2 separate regions of the Mus musculus genome follow, and region 1 is linked to region 2. The links are chromatin loops, found by intact Hi-C in ENCODE. Cell type or tissue: gastrocnemius. All regions are shown on one strand. Links, peaks and the distances in the headings refer to the core of each region. The heading gives the core; the rest is flanking DNA.

Evidence for each region. A loop is a pair of places that touch in the nucleus more often than their neighbours do. Peaks named below come from ENCODE experiments on the same cell type or tissue, not always from the same donor. Only the 100,000 strongest peaks of a DNase experiment are listed, where the experiment ranks them.
Region 1: a loop joins it to region 2, with 3 times the contacts of the local background. A loop is called at or near these places in 17 of 42 quality-filtered maps.

The regions. Positions count from the first base shown.
Region 1 is chr1:89,533,218-89,542,862 of GRCm38, reverse strand. All of the region lies in intron 1 of Agap1 (ArfGAP with GTPase domain, ankyrin repeat and PH domain 1), which reads right to left. Among named protein-coding and RNA genes, the nearest start is that of Gm41914, 43 kb to the left of the region's middle. In gastrocnemius, for the core only: no CTCF peak of the experiment used is centred there; a DNase peak (open chromatin) is centred at 4,145; H3K4me3 peaks cover 973 bases; H3K27ac peaks cover 3,784 bases.
Region 2 is chr1:89,618,230-89,627,874 of GRCm38, reverse strand. Agap1 (ArfGAP with GTPase domain, ankyrin repeat and PH domain 1) reads right to left here. Exons shown (of 18, transcript NM_178119.3): 4 at 29-114. Among named protein-coding and RNA genes, the nearest start is that of Gm41914, 42 kb to the right of the region's middle. In gastrocnemius, for the core only: no CTCF peak of the experiment used is centred there; DNase peaks (open chromatin) are centred at 4,990 and 5,717; H3K4me3 peaks cover 581 bases; H3K27ac peaks cover 5,891 bases.

The DNA.
Region 1 (9,645 bases), core at 945-8,944, 85 kb after region 2:
CTGATGAATGGGTGAGAGGGACTACAATGCGTTTGTAATTCTCTGGCAGAAGAAAGACACAGAAGCACACCCCAAAGATCCATCACACTCCTAGCTAACAATGAATTCTGCTACCCAGGTGTCACTCTGGCACCACTGGCCTGCTCCCCAGCAGCAGATGGGCAAGGCTCCCCGCAGGGCCCAGCACTGCTGTATGCTAATTCACTGCTAATTGCAGAGGACCAGGGCCCTATGGGGAGGGCTGCACCAATTAGGCCACTCGCAGAGGAATACGTGAGTAATTACCAGTTTATTCCCGGCTCCCCTTTAATCTATCAGTCCACACCTGGAGAAAGCAGTGGGATGAGGGCAGTATGTTTCTCTTTTTCTCTTTTCACCCTCCCCAGCCAATCGTCAGCCTTATTTAGGGAGAACAGGAAGGGACGGGTTGTCTGGGGGCAAGAATGAGTATTTACTTGAGCCTTTCCCCCTGGCTTGCAGCCCCTTAAGATGAAGAGGGTATCCTGTCCCTTTCTGGACATGCTGTCTCTACTCATTAGGAAGCTGGGAGGTCTTGGGGTAGAGGGAGGTGCACGGGGCGGGGCTGCACACATGCACATTACAGGCACTCAAGTATAGGTTACACTTTAGAACCCTCTTATGAAAATAAGTTGCCAGGTTAGAAGGTCTTAAAATCTCTAGGGCTGTCCGCTTTAAAATGCTCAGAAAGGAGTTGGAGAGATGGCTCAGTGGTTAGAGCACTGGTGCTCTTCCAGAGGACCCAGGTTCAGTTCCTGGTACCCACACAGTGGCTCACAACCATCTGTAACTCTAATTCCAGAAGACCCAGATTCGAAGCCTTCTTCTGGCCTCCTCCACCACCTGGCATGCAGTGCATAGGCATACACCCAGGCAAAACACACATACACATAAAACAAAAATAAATACTTCCTTCTTTTTTTAAGTACTAAGTACTACAATTCGTATTAATTCCTGCCTTAGGAAGCCAACTCTACCTCCTGATAGAAAATGGGAGGCCATGATCAGATGTAGGTCAAAGTTATAGTGTCTCATAGAGAAGATGCTGTTCTCGGATGGAACTGTTCGGCTGTCCATGTGCAGGAACGCTGTGCCAGCTGGGAAGGTAGCTGAGACTCTGCGTTGGGTATATACCCTGGCGTATGTACCAACCTGGGTGAGATTTGTGTTGCCTGGCCATAGATACATAGGTTGAAAATGATCCACCAGAATCCCAACCCTTTTTACACAGGTTCCACGTGCTTCTGTAGGCCCTAAAGGGTGAAGGGAACTCACCTCCCAGCACTGCACACAGCCCTCACACCTGAGCATCATCCCAAGCCACTATTAAGTGTGTATTTGTCAGTCTGAATAAACACAAAGGCAAAGAGCAATTCATAGATCATCGGAAGAGCCCAGGCACGCCAGGCACTGCCCCTGAGAGCTCATTACTGGCCGCCATAAATTATTTACGCAGGCCTGGCCCACTGCACACACTCGTACGTGCTGTGAGGGGGCACCTGGGCCTGCTTTAGCTGGGCCACCAACCAGGGGCTCCACCTTGCTACCCAAAGAGAGAGTCAGGCAGTCAATTAAGGAAACCTGCAGGGATTAGATCTATGACTCACAAGGAGGGTCTCCCCCCGCCCCACACGCACGCGCGTGCATAAGAACATGCCCAGCATGCACGCAGGGAGCCCACCGCCTCACCTCACCTCACCGTACAAGGCACCCACTAGCAAACAAAGGACAATTTAGGAAACAAAACCTTGGAATTGCACTTGGGTAATAACAAAGAGAGCAAGCCCGTCTGATCTGATCACTCTGCAGGAACATAGCAAGCTGCAAAGTGGAATGATTTTTACATAATTGTTAACACCAATACTGAGGGCCAGCGCCTATCCGGTAGCCTGTGTTCTCACCAGCAGCCTGGGATGTGGTGCTGGCCCTGTAAAGTTGGGTCACAAAACAGGGTATCTGCTATGCTTTCTGCCAAAGAACACCAGCCAGATGCTCTCAAACTGAGGCAGGCAGCCAGCGAGGTTTCTTTGCATCCTGTGTAAACATATTTATGTGAACATCCCACAAAGGTAAGAAGCTGAGGTCCTACATGTAACTCATGAACGTTCCTCAAAGAGATGAAGGAATTCACCCCAAATCTAGATGCCAACTAAAGCTCAGGGCTGTAACATAGACAGCTGTTCTCCATACCTGGCTTGGTCTCCTGCTCCACGGGTTAGCACCCTTGGCCTCCTTGTTGAGAGAACTCACAGAGGGGGTCTCTAATTACACCTGCATGGGGCTAAATGTGCAGGCATTGTAAATCACAGCCTGAAGGGGATGAGAGCCACCCAGGTGGCAGAGTGGCTATGCAGCCAGCTTCAGGAGGACTACTCCTGAGTGCCCATTCATTATGACAATGCTTCGGATGATGTGACCCAGAAATACTGTCCACCGCTCACCCTGACTTCACAAGGCTCACCATCTGAAAGGGTGAATTTCTTGCCTCCGGAGTGTTATGTGGGTCACAGGGGCTCTTACTCTGGAGCATCAGCCTGGAAAGGCGTCTGGGTAACAGTGAGGTGCCAGGAGCCGGGTGTGGGACACAGCAAGTGGCAAAATAACAAGTGAGGCTGAGGTCAAATGATAGAATCTTCACCCAGGAACTGTGGCCGATCACGGTTCCAAGCCTAGAAGAAAGCCAATATCCAGGGAGGCTACAAGGTCCAGGAGAGAGGAAGACTCCTGTGGGAGTCAGATGAAAGGACCAGAAGGAGAACAAGGGGAGGAAGGGCTCCACAGAGGTGAGGCCTTCAGAGGATATCAGCAGCCCTACTGTGTGTCGCTCCTCTCTACCTAGACTCAGCTCCAGCAACATAGAGACTTCAAGGAAGCCCACTGCCTTAAAAAAAAAAAAACTACTCAGAAAAAAAAATGGGGGAAGGTTGCATGCTCTGGCTAGAGTGATCTAAAACCCCAATACATAGTAGTTTAAGGAGGGCTTTTCGAAGGCTATTGGGATTAGATGAAGCCATAAAGATGCCGCCCCCCACAACAAGATTAGTGTTTTTATGACAGACACCAAGGTGCTAAGAGCACACTCCCTGGCGCTAGCGCCCTCTCCTCCCTCTCTCTCTCTCTCTCTCTCTCTCTCTCTCTCTCTCTCTCTTCCTCTCGCCTTCCTCCCACATACAGACACAGCAAGATGACATCTAGAAATCCGAGCCCTCACCAGATCCTACCCATGCTGCCTTCTCTGAACTCCAGGAGGACAGACTTCATTTTTATTACATCACTCAGCACACTTGCAACAGTGTCCACCTGTCCCAGGGAAGGAGATTGCTCTAAGGTGTCCAGATAACTCAACTTCAAACTCCGAATTTTCTGATTCGCACAAAACCAGGAGTAACATCTCCGATCCCTCTGCAGGGTTTCCCACCCTTCTCTACTTCCTGCATGCTGAGGAGTCCCGGGAAAACACACAGCAGCCTTGGCCTACGATTCTGAGCACAGACGACCCATTCCGGACATAGCGGACAAACAGCTGTTCTCCCCACCTGGCTCAGTCTCCCGCTTGCCAGAGAGATACCCTTAGCTCTTTAAGGACACAAATGCTCCACAGATTGTATCACTGTAAACTCAGGACCCTCCCTCTCTAAGCAAGTTTCCCCTGACCAAATGAGGACAGTATGAGACAGGCCACCCCAGCCGACCGGGACCGAGGGACGTGTCCCTGGCCATTTGATAACTTCGTCCCCAGCTACTGTAGTGTTTGAGGCTGAGGTGGTACAGCCTCGCTACGTCACTGGGGGTGAACTTGAGAAGTAAATCCTCCGACCACTTTGCTCTCTGCCTCTGCTTTACACAGAGGATAGAATGATGGACATTTACACCCCCACCCCCTGGAATCATAAGCCCAAATAAATCTTCTTTCTGTAAGTTGCCTTGTCACAGAGTTTCACCACGGTAACCAATCCAGCCCCCCACGCCCCGTGTCTAGGTTGGGTAACACGGTTAGAAGCAGAAGCAGACACTTGCTGCTTACTGTTAGTCACTGAGGAGCAGCTGGGCCAGCCTCCCCAGTGCCCGCCTGCCGCTGTCACTTCATGGCCTGGCTCATCCCCAGCCAGTATCAACTTCCACTCCTATAAATCTTAGATCATCTGGCATGGCCTGCCGGGCTGTTTTTCCACCTGTCGCTGGAGCTTCCTGCTATTCTCCAGCCCCCCATGATTTCATCCCAGGCCTGCCCTGCGTTAGGACATCAGCACTGCGCTCCTCTGCGAAGCTGCTGCTCCTGGTCGTCACCTTCAACCTCTTCTCTCTTGAGTTCACCCATCTGATCGCACAACCAGTGACAAAAGTCTCCTGACATGCAGGAGAGCAAGCTGCCTAAGGAATTGGAGATACATCCCTCGAAGTGACAAAGCACTGCCCTGCAGAGCTCAGCCACTCCCTGACTCCCCTGGGGCTTTCCCTCCAGACCCTGTGCACTGCTCACACTGCGGCTGTGGACTATCACTGTCATGTGCACAGTTTGTAGCTGAGGGGATATGGGAGAGCGAGAGCAGAGGTCATGGGTTAGGACAGGAGCACTGCAAACCTCAACCTTCCTCATGGAGTTGTTTTTGTCCCCCTCACCCAGATGACAAGAGACTACAAGGCCGCTCATGAGTTTACGGATCAGAGAAAACTGTCCTTCTCTCCCACTAAAACCATAAGAAGGTTTAAGGATAGCCGGGGAGTGGGAGGGAGGTGACCCAGTGGGCAAAGTGCTCACCGCATGTGCTGGTTGGTTTTTGTCAACCTGAGGCAAACCTAGACCTATCTGAAAAGAGAGCCAATTGAGCAATGCCTCGGTAAGCACAGCAAGCCTGTGACCTTCTGTGACAATTGCTGTAGGAAGCCCAGCTCACTGTGGGGATGCAAAGCCCAGGGATGTGGTCACATAGGAGAGCACCCTGAGCAATCCAAGAGGAGCAAGCCAGTAAGAAGCACCCTTCTGTGGCCTCTGTACTGATTCCTGTCTTAGGTTCCTGCCCTGACTTTCCTCCCAAGTTGTTTTCGGTTATTTTATTTTACCACAGCAATAGAAACCCTAACTAAGGTCCCACAGTGATATGAAGAGCTGGCATGATACTCTAACCCCAGAACCAGGGAAGTAGAAACAGGAGAATTCTTTTCAACCTGCATGGCTAGCAACAGGTGAGCTGCAGATTCATCCAGAAATCCTGTCTCAAGAAAACCATTCACGGAGGGCACCCCATGTTAATTTTATGCCTCTACACCCTACATACACACGCATGTGCACACATGTGGTAGTTTGAATGAGAAATGTCCCCTGTAGTCTCTGGCATTTGAATATTTGGCCTCCAGTTGGTGGTACTGTTTTTTGGAGATTTAGCCTTGATGGTTGAAATGCATCCTTGGATATGATCTTAGAGAATATGTAACCTCCCTGTTTCCAATTTGTTCTCTCTGCTTCCTGTGAGCTCTCTGCTTCCTGCTCATGCTGCCACACCTGCCTCCACCCTGCCATGGGCTCTCATCTCTAGAACCACAAGCCAAAATAAACTCTCTTCTGTAAGTTGGTCATCATGTTCTATCACAGCAATAGAAAGAAAGGCATGCAGCACACATGCATCTCACACACACACACACACACACACACAAATCTTTTGGGCAGAAGCCGAGGAAAAACAGGACATCAGGGAGTTAAGAATCTCAGAGCCATTTTCGAGGTCCAGGACACTGGATGACACTTGACAGTGTTACTTCTCTAAGTAGCATCACCTCCCAGCATTCTCTCCATCCCCCAGAAGGCAAGGCTAGCCACACACAGAGAGGCAAGCACACACCTTGGCCCAATACAAGGCAGGGCAGATCCATCTCTCCACCTCTACCACGGGACTCAGGACCTAGACACCAACTAGGCACCTCCCAGGGCCTCCACCAAGCCTGTGTCTCAATCATAGTAATTGGCAGATCTTCCCCCTCCTCTCCCCCCCCCCCGACTCCCACCCCAGGCACCAGATCACAACATGGGGTGGGGCAGTGACCCAGTAGAACTTTACAGAATCTAGCCATGAATCCAGCTGGCTGCAACAGCTTTTAGCGCTGTCTGCCAACCCTACATCCCTGGGAGAGGAAGAAGGAACTAGGTCTGTACCAGGGAGAATCCCAAAGTGAAGAGTGAGTAAGGCCAGAACTCCACAATCCACCAGAGAGTGTGGGGATTTCTTCACACAGTGACCCTGGCTGACCACTCGACAGGACATCCCGCAACAACAGGGGTCTACACTGGATGGGCATCTGTGAAGCTACACATGGACACAAACACACCCAGATCTCATTGAGATGCACAAACTGAGAAGAGCTAGGAAGTTCCAGTCCTAACACATGTTCAGAGTAGATGTCTGTTTGTTTTCCCTTTGAAAGTCTAAAATACTAATAAAACCTCAAAGAAAACAGGAACATGGGGCCTGGGAGCCCTCACTCTCACCTCTGCCACCACTCCTGGATGTTGTCCCTGAGGTAGCCTTCAGGCTTCCACACACAGATAATCCAGGGAATTGATCAGAGCCACCCTCCCCAGTGTGCCAACTGAAGGGGGACTCACAAGACCCGGGATTCAGCCCCCTCTGGTTACATGTGAAATAGTTGACTGAAGGTCCAGGAACTCTCCATCCTGACAGTGAACAGCCAGGCCTCAGGCTCCAGCTGTCAGCCCCACACCCCAGCAGTGAGCAGATTGTTTGTGTTCACTCAGTGTGGCAGGCACAATCACAGGGACAAACAGGACTCCAGAAGAGCACACAAACTAAAGCCACACCTCACATTTTAGTATAATGCTCATGTCTAAGACTGTCCTTTATATAAACTGGGAAAGGTCCCAGCACAAGACAGAGAGGGGGCATGCACGCTGTAGGCCAGTGCTCCAGAGAAGGCAGGGTGCTGCACTGACGAAGGCCTGGAGTCCCAGGCCCCACAATCCTCTGTGGGAATGTTCTTTGAGGTTTTATTAGGACTTTAGACTTCTTTAAAGGGGAGATAATATCTGCATGCTGTTTCTCCCAAATGCACTCTGTGTGCATAGATCAAGGAAAACATCTCTCCCCCAAGCCACCCAGTCCTTTCATCCACGGGAAATAAGAGCACTGGCTTCCATCCCCACTCTCAGCCAGGTGAGGCCAGGTGGGCACCAAGTCTATTTCAGGGTAAGAAGGGTTGCTTTTTGAAACTCTATGGTACTCATAACAGCTTCTATCAGGACTGGCTTTAGATTCCATCATAAGGCACAGGGCTCATTCTGGCACACAAGGTACTCTGTCAAAATGGCTCCTTGTAGACTCAAGAACCAGACCTGCAACACAGAGCAGCACATGTTCTAATGGATGAAATCTCAGAGAGTCAGCCTGCCCTCCACAAGCAGGCACCAATCCAGCAGCTGCCAGCACATCTGGATATCCACAGCCAGAGTTCTGAACTGATAGGTGCCAAGTGCTGCTGAAGCCAGAGTGACAGCAACATGCAAACAGCCAAGGGGAGGGGACTGACTAGTGAACAACTATGAAAATTATCAGTGACTACAGACTTCTCTGAAGACCCAACACTGTTTATAGTCTAGAAAGTCCTAGCACACAGAAAGGAACACAGGATAATTCCAGCCAGGACTGTGGAACAACACTGTTAAACAACTGCAAGCACCCAGACCGGAGGGTGTGGACAGGGGTGCATCCTCTCTCGTCCCCTGCTTTCCAGAGTCACTGGCTGGGCAGACCTTGAGAGGCTTTCTACATAGACTCTGCACAGACTTCTCAGCTTCTACCGAAAAGTACATCCAAAACCATGATGTGTGTGTGTGTGTGTGTGTGTGAGAGAGAGAGAGAGAGAGAGAGAGAGAGAGAGAGAGAGTGTGAGAGAGTGTGTGTGAGAGTGTGTGTGTGTGTGAGTGAGAGAGAGAGAGAGTGTGTGTGTGTGTGTGAGAGAGAGAGAGAGAGAGAGAAAGAGAGTGTGTGTGTGAGAGAGAGAGAGTGTGTGTGTGTGTGTGTGAGAGAGAGAGAGAGAGAGAGAGAGAGAGTGTGTTATGCACTTGTGTTTCTGGATGCTGCTTTCCTGTCCTCCTTTAAGGGAAAGGATCTGAGGTACTAACCTGTTATATACCCACACTTTATTTAGCAACAAGACCAGAGGAAATAAAGGACACAATGGTGCAGGTGACCCAATGTCAGGGGAGGCCATGCTGAGCCACATGGCAGCAGGCAGTTAAACCTTGGGAAGAACACCATAGGACTTGGCTCTGCCAGGAAACGCTGTGCATCCTGGGATAGTTGCAGACCCCTTGAGCAGGACTGTCTTCATCTGGGAAGTGGAGCTAAGAAGATCCATGAAGATCACCAACACAAAATCTGTGGCCCAGCATAAGGACACTAGCAAGCTCCCATCAGTGTCAGCCCTACTTAAGCATTAAAAATCATAGCCTCCTGGGGTCCGGAGACATGGCACAGTGATTAAAGAGCACTTGCTGTTCTTGCAGAGGACACAGGTTCAGTTCCCAGCATCCTCTCCAGGTGGCTCACTACCTCCTGTAGTCCCAGGTGATCTGTTTTCTGGCCTCACCTTTATGGGCACCTATACACATGTGGTGCACATATACACACTAAGTCACACACATGTACATACAAGATAATCACTTGTAATAAGTATGAATATGATACCAAAGTATTCAAATTCCCTTCCTACGCCCACCAGTGAAGGATGGATTTTCGTTAAAATGCTGTTTTAAATCCATTCCCAATGCCACCTTCTGGAAACAGCCTCTGTTCCAAGTGCAATGATTATATTTATCTTATGGGGGAAAACAAAATGAAGAGACAAACAACTTGCACCGCTAGAGAATGTCTGACAAGATCCAGCTGCTATGGACATTTTCCGTCTACATTCTTAGATTAGGGATCTATTAATAGCAAGATTTCCTAAAACAACAGTGAGCCAGCATGGGGGTAAGCACTGCAAGAAGGGCTGCACAGGACGGAGATCGGAAGAAACAAGCGCCCAGCATATCACTCCACATGTGCTCACACATGCTGGCACAGTGCGCCGGCAGTGTATGCCTTCCTTAGAGGAGAGGATGGCAGGGCCCCGGCTGAGTGCTCAGACTGGAAGGACTGCCGAGCTGGTACAGCAGAGAGAAAGTCCTCACAGACAGAAGACTGTAGAGAGGCACCGGAAGGAAAAGCTAACCAAGCAGACAGAGCATCACTAAGGTCCTCCTGGGAAGGAGGACAAAAATTAAAGACGCACCACGCATGTCCTGAGGACTTGAACATTCTCCACATGAAGGCTAAAACAGGCTTAAGATGGTGAAAATGCTCCCTACTTGAATATGTTCATCACACATCGCATACGTCATCGAAACAGCACAACGCCCCCCCAAAAATATGTACAATTACTATGTGCCAATTAAAAATTAAACTTGATGCTATGATATGCTTACAGACAGGAGATGGGTATGGCTGTCCTCTGAGAGGCCCTACCAGCAGCTGACAGAGACAGATGCAGAGACTTACACCCAACCATTTGACTGAAGTCAGGGACCTCTATGGTTGAATTAGGGAAAGGCTAGAAGAAGCTGAGGAGGGTGACCCC
Region 2 (9,645 bases), core at 1,103-9,102:
CTGGCTTGGGTGTGCATGCAGTACTCACCTGTGCCTCCGGGGGGCCCCCTTCATCCCTAATCAGCAGCAGATAACTCTGTCCATCAACAACAATCTCCTTCTTGAACCTGCCACCTGCCACACACAAAACACAATGTTACAGAAGAAGATGGAGGGGGTGGGGCACACAGACACGGGCTTCTCTTGCGGAAAAATACACTCTAGGCCAGGCAGGGAACTGGCTGGGAGAACTTAGGAGTAGATTTTATGTGTCTCCCACAAGCGCTGCATTTTTAGAGCTGAACTCAGATTTAAACATTTGTCTAAGAACCCGTGCTCCTTTCTGGTTACCAGGCACGGCCTCCTGTGCAATGCCAGGAATCCTGGCTGAGGAGTGTAGACTTCTCATGGAGAAGTCTACTTAATACATAAGTCGAGAGATTCTCTCCCACTGGCAAGCAGAGGGCAGGCTCTCAAAACCCAGAAATGCTCTCCGTGCTTGAGCAGCGCCTGAGAACCTGTATTCTCCTCAAGGGAAACCCAGTGCGTGGGAGGGGAACACACAACGGCATGAGGATGGCGTCGCCGAAGTCACAGGCCACAGTTAGGGAAGGATGCCCGACTACTACACACGTTAGACACAGCTACCGATGGAACTGCACAATCAGACAGAGCGCTGCAGCAGCTGACAGGGAGGCGTTAGAGACCACATGGGGTTAGCTAGTGAGAAACCACCTGGGGCCCTGCTGGGACAAAAGGCAAAGAGCACTGGCAGAGGGAGGTCCAAAGGTGGCCCCAACATACCCAGGACTGGACTGTGAGGTATGTATGCACAGTGGAGTCATGCCACCTCCAAAACTACCCTCAGGCATTCAGGGCTTCAGGTGCCCTCTCGTGTCTCTCTGTGTCTTCTCAGGGAAGGGCTCTAGTCTTACTGTGGGGGATGCATCCCTCCCTGGCTCTCATTTTGGGACTTCTGTAGATGCCTCACAGGAACCCACAATGAACCCACTGACCTCTAAGCAAGTTTGCAAGAATCTTCCAGAGCCACTTCTGCCCCAGTCTCAGGTCTTGGCCACTTCATCACAAAGCTAAATAACTACACTCCCCACACAAACTCAATGGTGTCCAGGACCTACATTAAATAAGTGGTTCCTATATTAAATAAGTGCCCTTCCCACACAAGCACACACAAAGGACAGACACACACACACACACACACACACACAAACACACACACACACCAGCCCTTCCTTCTCTGTGTGCGCCTAACAAGGAGCTGTGCTTTCCTTTGCTCCCCTTTAACTTTCTCAACGAACCTAACACTGCAATACAAGGACACACTCATGCTCTCCCTCCCGAGCGGAGTCACAGGGAAGGCTTGGGATGTACTGGGGGACGAGGTTTGCAGGGACAGGATAGCTGCCCCCTAGACAAGCTTGAAAACACCTCGCATGGGCATGTCAACGCCGTAGGAGGAATTCCGTAACCTCGGATCCCCAAATCACAGATTCTTCAGCTAACGAGGAGTCGACATCTCTCCTCAAACAGCCTTCTGTCACTCCTGACAGACACCCCAAGTATGACAGCCGAAAGCATACCTGTACCCACATTCTACCACCATTGCCAACTCTGTCTGAATCAGGGCTGCCCCAGAACCAGCCCCACCAGTCACCTCCCTCCATGACAGTGACCCCAACTGGAAGATGGTAAGGATGCCATCTGGTGGACTAAAGTACAGACTGTACACAAAGCAGGATGAGCAGCAGTGGCTGGCATGACTGCGGCTAATATTCACAACTGCAGCCTAGGGTCGGAAACTGCGCTTCTAGGACACACCTGACAGCATAGGACTTGCTCACAGAGGTAAGTGTGCGCACAAGCTGGGGTGGCGTCACTGTTACTTCATCAATTTTACTTCTGAAATAAGATATGGGAAACTTTCTCAGTTTTTTAATTTTTAAATTTATTTTCATTTCATATGTGGGGCTGTTTCGCATGCATATATGTCGGATCCTCTAGAACTAGTCACAGATAGGTCATGAGGCTGCCACATGAGTGCTGGGAACTGAACCCGGGTCCTCTGGAAGAGCAGCCGGTGCTCTTAACTGCTGAGCCATCTCTCCAGCCCCAACCTTCTGTTTCTTGATGAGACAGATGGGAAGTCAAACTTCAAGTGAAAAATAATGTTTGCAAAGCAACCTGGCATTCTTGGCTCTGGGAAATCCCTCCTTTTACCCCTGGACATAGATATGCAGATGGACACAGTCCCCAGGGTCTGGGGAAAGCAGAGTCTGTGTGGAGTTTGAAAATCTTCCCCATGGTCCTCTGAGATGTAGCTTTCATGATCTGATGGATGACATCATCACCATCATCACCAGAGTGATGCAAGAGCCCAACCGCCAGAGAAACCATCTCTGAGGGTCACAGCAGCAGGCAGGCAGGTCTAAGGCGTGCCCCTGAAGCTCTGTGGTCACAGGAGAAGGCGTTCCATAGGGCACAGGTCTGTTTTTCCAGGTTGAATCCCTGCAGAGGTGGGGCAAACTGTACTTCGTCCCTCTCCTCATCCCAGCAGCCCCTGCCCAGTGGCCACAGTGGAAACCTCCAAGGGTGAACATACATGAGGCTTCTCTGTCTTGCTCTGGACAGTCTGGTCGCAGCAGCAGCCCTGGCTGTCCACAAGTGCCAGTCACCTCGCTCCCCCTCTCCAGATACAATCATGCACGCTGTGCAGTGACCGTCCCTCCGGCAGGCTGCTGACAAAGAGTTCCTGTCTAGTCGCTTGGACCTGACCATAAGAGATGTTTCTAGGTAGCGGAATCACACCAAACCCTCACAGGCCTTCCCCAGCTTTACAGAAGGCAGCTAGGTTTCTAGGTATCATGACCCCAAGGGCTCTCAGCTGCATCCACACCACTTCCAGACAGAAGAAGGTGCCTCCTTCCACCTCAAAGGCCTCTGCAAACTCTGATATCGCTGACATCCCAGATACAGAAAACGTGACTCCTATTTCAACACTTCATCATTACTGAGAACACCCATGGGTTCAGAATTTCGGCCAAATTGGGAAACAAATACAGGGAGGTTCCCTGAACCCAGACGTGTAATATCAGGAGATTAAAACCCAGCCAGGAACCTGGGAATGCAGGCTGGGAGGAAGCAGTCCAGGATTGAATGGGATGCTATCACCACTCAGTCGCTCTGTGCAACAGGCACACCCGGGTCCTGAGAATCCAGGCCACCAAAATAACACACTGATACGTGTCCTCCATGGTCACCCAAAGAGGGAACTGTCCTTGTCAGGACGGGGGTGCCTCTCTAGAACCTCTACTCTGAGGTCGGGGTCCCGCATTCGAAATGCCAGGAACAGGAATGAGTTCACAAGAGCCCGAGTCTGGGACTACCACCAGCCAAACACCCTTCACTTGAACATCTGACACTTTCTGAGAATCCAAACTACTGTGGATTCTGGGATACTTTGGATTGTTGGGTTTTTGAAGTAAAGATGCCCACTCTACTTCTGAATTCAAATCTGCCATCTTATCTTGGCCATTAGGTCCTGTTTTCTACCAAAAATTCCAGAAGATAACCAAATTCAATTTTCATTTTTAATGTGTTTTTTTTTAATGGAATCCGAATGCCTTGTTTGTCATGTGAGTATTCTCTGCTATTTCAATGTTGGTGTGTGTGCTGCTAACATACACATAACTGGTCAATCTAGATTTAAAGTGTCTATTTAATATCCAAATCTAAGTCATTCTCTCAGAGGTCTACCACATCCAGCCATCCATTTCTAGCCCGAGAACAACTGTGAACTTCTCTGACTATTGGTTATGACTACCTATCATTAAATTGCAAAAGGTGTCACATATACACCTGACCTCTCTGATGGATGTCTGACCCATGCCTAGCTTACCTCTTGTGTGTGTGCAGGTTCTGGGGTGCTGTTGAAGGGGGGTCGTCCTCTTACTCAGAGCCCCATACTGTTGCCCCCAGACTGGTAACAGACTGAGATGGCTGTACCTTTGTCCCATTGTAAGATGCTGATTGGCAAGACTCTGCAATTGGAGAAATATCTTCCTTCCCATGCTGGGAAATGCAGTCCTTTCCCTGTTCGTAGTAACCCTTCCCCAGCTACAAGGCTCCCTTTGCATCATGCTGAGTGCAGTGGCCCATGGTAACTTCCTGAACGGAATCTGGACAACAGCGCTGTGTGCTCACCTCCTCTGAGAACCAAGCATGGAGTTAACTCAACTTCAAGTCTCTGCTCATCTCCAACATGTACCTTCCAGCTTCTGCTGCCTTTGTGCAGCCCTGGATCTTTTGTCGTGTGTGTATACGTGTGTGTGTGTGTGTGTGTGTGTGTGTGTGTGTGTGTACATGCACATGTGCGTAGGTGCACACGTGTGTACCTGCCAGAAGTCAGCCTGGGTGCTGATGCTCTGTGGCCCTACACCCTGCTTTTTGAGACAGCAATACTTGCTGCCCTAGAGCTTACCAGGCTAAACTATTAGTGAGCCAGGCTCAGAGAGTCGCCTGGCCCTCTCTTATACAAAGGTTATAAGCATGCATTACTATAGCTGGCTTTAAAACAACGGAAACGAGTGAGTTCTGGGGACTGAGCTCACGTCCTCCTGCTTCTCCTGCTTCTGTGACAAGCACTTTACCACTAACACCCACTCCCCAGCATCCTGACTTCTCCCCCAAGCCAGGGCCGAGGAAAGACAAACTTCTGCTCAGCAACACATATGGCCAGCACGTCAGAAAGAACTGTTCAGTGAAGGCATAGCGTGCTGCTAAAGAAGAGCGCAGCTGTGTTCTCTGGCTGTAGAGCATACTTTAAAGGTCTGATTAGGGGTGTTTCTCACCATCCAACCTCAGCCAATTTCAAGGTGACTATTCTGAGACTCTCACTGTAGGAACCAGCTCTAAATCTGGGACACCACATGCCAGATAACTGGCTTCCTTCTGTTTCAGCTCACACTGGGAGGAGCTGCCACGGTTTATTCCTCTCGCATGCTGGGCCAGGGTCCCATCTCTGTCCAGTTCTGCTTTAAGGGGTAAAATAACAGTTAAATGGAATTTTCCGAGTCCAAAAATAGGAATGGCCTGGCGTAAGTAAGGCCACAGATGTCTGCCTGTTTCATCATTCCCAATACTTGCACTGAAAGCTATTAGTTGTATCTATAACAGTTGTCCAAGCAAGGAAGACTGAGGACAATGACAAGAGCCCTCTCACAGTGACATGGACAAGCACCACTTGAGTTATTCCCCACAAGTGCCTTGTGACACAAGCATCAGAGACCAGCCCAGAGCCTTTGGGAAGCCCTTAAGACACTAAGGGACAGAGAAACCCCTGCCCTCCCACGGGCCTGTAGGAAAGAAAGCCAGAGCTCCTGGTCCTCGAACCGTCCTCTTCCATGTGAACACCAAGTCCCACATGACCCTAATGTGACCCTGTCTGCAAAGTGACATTCTCCTCAGTCTTGGAGCTGACACAGAGGATGCAGGGAGCCAAGTAAGCCTTCTCCCACTAAGCCCCAGCTCGGGGGGCTGCCACTCTAAACCATCGCTGTGCTGCCGAGACCACAGACCTCTGCTGAAACCATCAGGCCTTCTTGTGGTTGTGCCCATCTCTGATTTGGCATGCACAAGGAAGGGCCTAGAGTTATACCGAGCTGGAGCTGCCTTTGTGGGGCCACTGCCAAGAGGCGAGCTCAGTCTCACCCCTGAGCCTAACCCAGTGGCCCTTGCAGCAGGTGCCAGCTGGCCCAGAGCCTAAACCCTGGCAAGAGGAAAGAGCAGGGATGGTACCAGGTCTCTTCTTGCCGCTTCTAAGTAGATGGTTCGTGAGATCAGCCTTTTCCCCTTAGCTTCATGGTGGTGCAGGACAAGTCCCTGCAAATGTGGTCGCCTTATTATCTAAAGCAAAGGGGACTGAGAGACACTGTGGGCTGCAGGCCTTTTCTGTTCTCCCTAAGGGAATATAAACTTAATCACAAATGTGCCAAACTCCTTTAAAAATTAATGCGGCTTTTAAACTATGACAAAAATATTTAAGCCAGTACTTTATGAGATTGGGGCTCTGGAAAAGTTTAGTATTGTGATATTTGAAAGGAATTTTGGACCACATAGTATTTTTACAGTGGGAGCCGAGGTTATTGGTAACATAGTCGTTTATAAAACTTAACCAAAACAGATTTCCTTTGCCATGCATTTTGAGCTTATGGTGGGAAATAAAAAAACCGCCCAGAGCAGTGTGCTAAGAGTGAGTGAGGAGCCAACCACACTCTGTCAAGGTCTCTGTGGGTGGGTCACTAGGGAGGAGGGTGACCCAAGGTGGCCTCCCTTAACTCAAGTCCCTGTCAGAAGAAAGAAATTGAGAAGGGACACCTCAGTTATAAGCTGGGCTGGCCCATCAGAACACAATGGGGCCAGAACTGACTCCTCCATTCCTGGGGGGAGGGGAGGGGGAGGGGGAGGGGGAGGGGAGGGGAGGGGAGGGGAGGGGAGGGGAGGGGAGGGGCGGCATGAGAAGGAGCGGCACAGGGCAAGGCTGTGAAACAACCTGAGGCCCCACTGAAAAAACAGAGCCCTCTCCCACAGCTGGCTTCTAGAATGTGAGAGGCTTCCATCTGCAGAAGCAAGGCCTGTGCCCACAGCAATCTCAGGAAGAGGAAGTGCTGCTCTGTGCCTCAGGACACACGATGGATGCTGGAGGAGGGCCTTCAGCAGATGCACAGGGGCGGCAGGTCCCCTGGTCTCTAACCCAGAGAGAGTTACCTTCCTGGGGAGGCAAACAGAGGTAGCCAGAACATTATGACTGTCAGGCTGGTGATGGTCACTCATCGTGAGGTTCCTCAGGGCTCTGTGCCCTCTGCCCTTGCAGCTGATGAGGCAAATGAGAGCGGTCCACAGAAGGTCATTTTCTGAGGAACTGGCACTACAGCCTCAGAGCCCAGGTCAGTGTGGATAACCATAAATGATACAGATACTCCCCCGACCAAAAAGAAAAAAGAGCCAATACAACCCTTGTCTCCAAGACAACGATGGGACAGAGATGCCCATCATTGGAGAAGCAGAAATCATAAGGACAAGATATTGGGCAAATATCCCAACAGGGGAGGGATCAATAGGGGAGGAGTGAGGGGAGGAGGGGAGGCAGCAGTGAACCAACCCCAGAGGACGAGAAAACAAAACCCAAGACACTACGCACCAATGCTTTACACTTGAATGTAGCAGAGCTTGCCAAGGGCAGCAGACGCTGGAGCCTGAAAGCCCAGTTTATATGTACAGGCGACACCACTGCTCTCCTAGGCTTTGCTGAGACATCTAGTGATGTCCTCGTGTCTATGATATGGCCTAGAGGCCATTTCTCAGATGGCCCCTGTCACTGAGCTGTGCCTGACTATGCTGGAGAAGGTTAAGAAGCTATTTCCATAAAGGGCCAGAGTACTTTAGGCTCTGTCAATGTTTATTTTTATTTCATTGTAAAAACCTCTTCATAGCTCATAGGCAGCAACAATTCAGGTCCAGGTAACCACTATTTAAAGGTTACTACTGGGTTCTCCCTCCCATGCCAGGGACTAAACCCAGGGAAGGCTTCAGCTAGCCAAGGCCCTGCCACTGAGTCACATGCTAGTCTGCACTCTGAATACTCATACTGTAGATAAACACACACTTACTGCTCTGAAGGTCACTCCGTCTGTCCTCAGTCTCTGGGGCATCATTTGTGTTGCAATCCCATGTAATTTGTTTACTAGAAGGAATACATTAGGTTCTGCCTCAAGGCTTTTGCTCCTCCTGAAAGGGACTCTCCACTGAGAGGACCCACACCTCAGGCTGGGGAGCACCACCAGCACACTAGCCTCCTGTTCAGAGCTGGCAAGGCAAGGTGTCCTTGTGCCCTCTTTCTGAGGCTGGAGCTACCGGGCCTCAGGCTCAGCCCAAGCCTGCCAGACCTCGCTTCCTCCAGGACCAGCCTGCATCTGAAACATTTTGGAATAAGGTCTATGCACTCTAGACGCTGGTGTACGGGCCCCAAGCTGCCGGCATTGTTGAAGAAGCCAATAATCCTGATGGGACATGAGGGCCAAGTATAGAGGGTTCCTACAGATCACGTTTACCAAAATCTAAGTCAGTTCCAAAGCCAAGAGGAAGTCTGGGGACTCCTAGCTACAAAGTCCCCACCTCATCTCCAAAGCATGTACTATGTCACTGTCACTTCTTGGGTGGGGACAATTCTTTAGGAGTCCTGTTCTATTCAAACTTTACTTCATGCAACCTAAGGCATCTTCCTATCAGCGTGTGAAGGGCAGGAGCAGTGTGGACTGGTTCTGTCGTCACGCGCCCTCCCCAGTGACCGCACGCACTGTCCTTTCAGCACAGCTGGTTTGCCCATTGGGCCCTTGAAAAACAACTGCTGTGTTTCATCAGTTTGTCTCCTATTTTTCATGGTGTTAGATTTTTTAAAATTTAAATGCTTATCAATAAGCAGTGGGGGTGGGGGACTCAAAAAGCCAGAAACTGCTGGCCAGATATGCTGACCCCACGGCCACAGGGACAGGCCAGCCTCAGGCGCAGCAGCACACACGCCAAGTGTCTCTGCCTAGGTCCCACCTAAGAGTCCTCACATGGTGCACCCTGGAAATCTCCACGGGCAGAGGCAGGAGAGCACTACTAGCAATGTCTGGTTTCCTTTTCTGGTCTGGACCAATCACAGATAAATCAATTACACAAACTCATTACAGCCAAGCAACGTAGGCTGCTGTCAGTATGGGGCTCTGTGCTGAGATTACACACACACAGTGTTGGGCCCCGTGCTCCTTGGATATTGTGGCCTACACCCACAGTAGCTCTGACAAGGACACACGTCCTTGTATGGACCAGGAAGGGGAGTATGTCCAGGAAAGAGCAGAGGCTTCCACCTAGGCTCTGTGGAGCCGTAGAAGTTAAGGAGTCGCCTGTGTGAGGCAGGATTGGGGTATATGTACACAGTGCTGTCCAACTCTGGTCTGCACCACACTCGGAGAGTGACGGGAAGATGAAATGCACTGCACAGGCCCATTGTTTAAACTCTCAAAGAACACTTGTCCCTCTGTGGCTACAACACAGGCTTGGTTCTACCTCCATCACCAGCAGTTCAGGAGCCAACAGTGAGGCACACCTCACTACTGTGTTCCCCGAGACTAGCTGACCAGAATCTTTTCTTATACCTAGACATACCTATCGGCTCAAAGACAAAGCACAAGGCTGGAGCATGGTCAATCAGAACAATCTCGGACTATTCTGCTGGAAAGAGAAAAACAAAGAACTGAAAGGCAAAAGAGAGAAACATTTCACTCTTTCTCTGTACATGGTCTGGCACCATGGTCAGGGGCATCAACAAGCTGCTTGGCACTGGGTGGGGAGAGCTGGCTAGCTAGCTACATGAGCGTTAAAGTCAGGACATACAAGAGATGGGAGAGGGAGGAGCCCGCGTTCCAGGAATATAGGTCAAGAAGCCGACCTCCCCTATTTGAGCGTCTCTTTCCCTTCCTCCCAGCCCCCCATCCCCAGCTGCAGACTGATAAGTAAACCTAGTCTTGCTCCAGCCAGATCCAAGCAGGCTGTTGCCATGAGGTGCCTTAAAAGTGGAAGCAGGCTGGGCACTGATGGCAAAGTCAA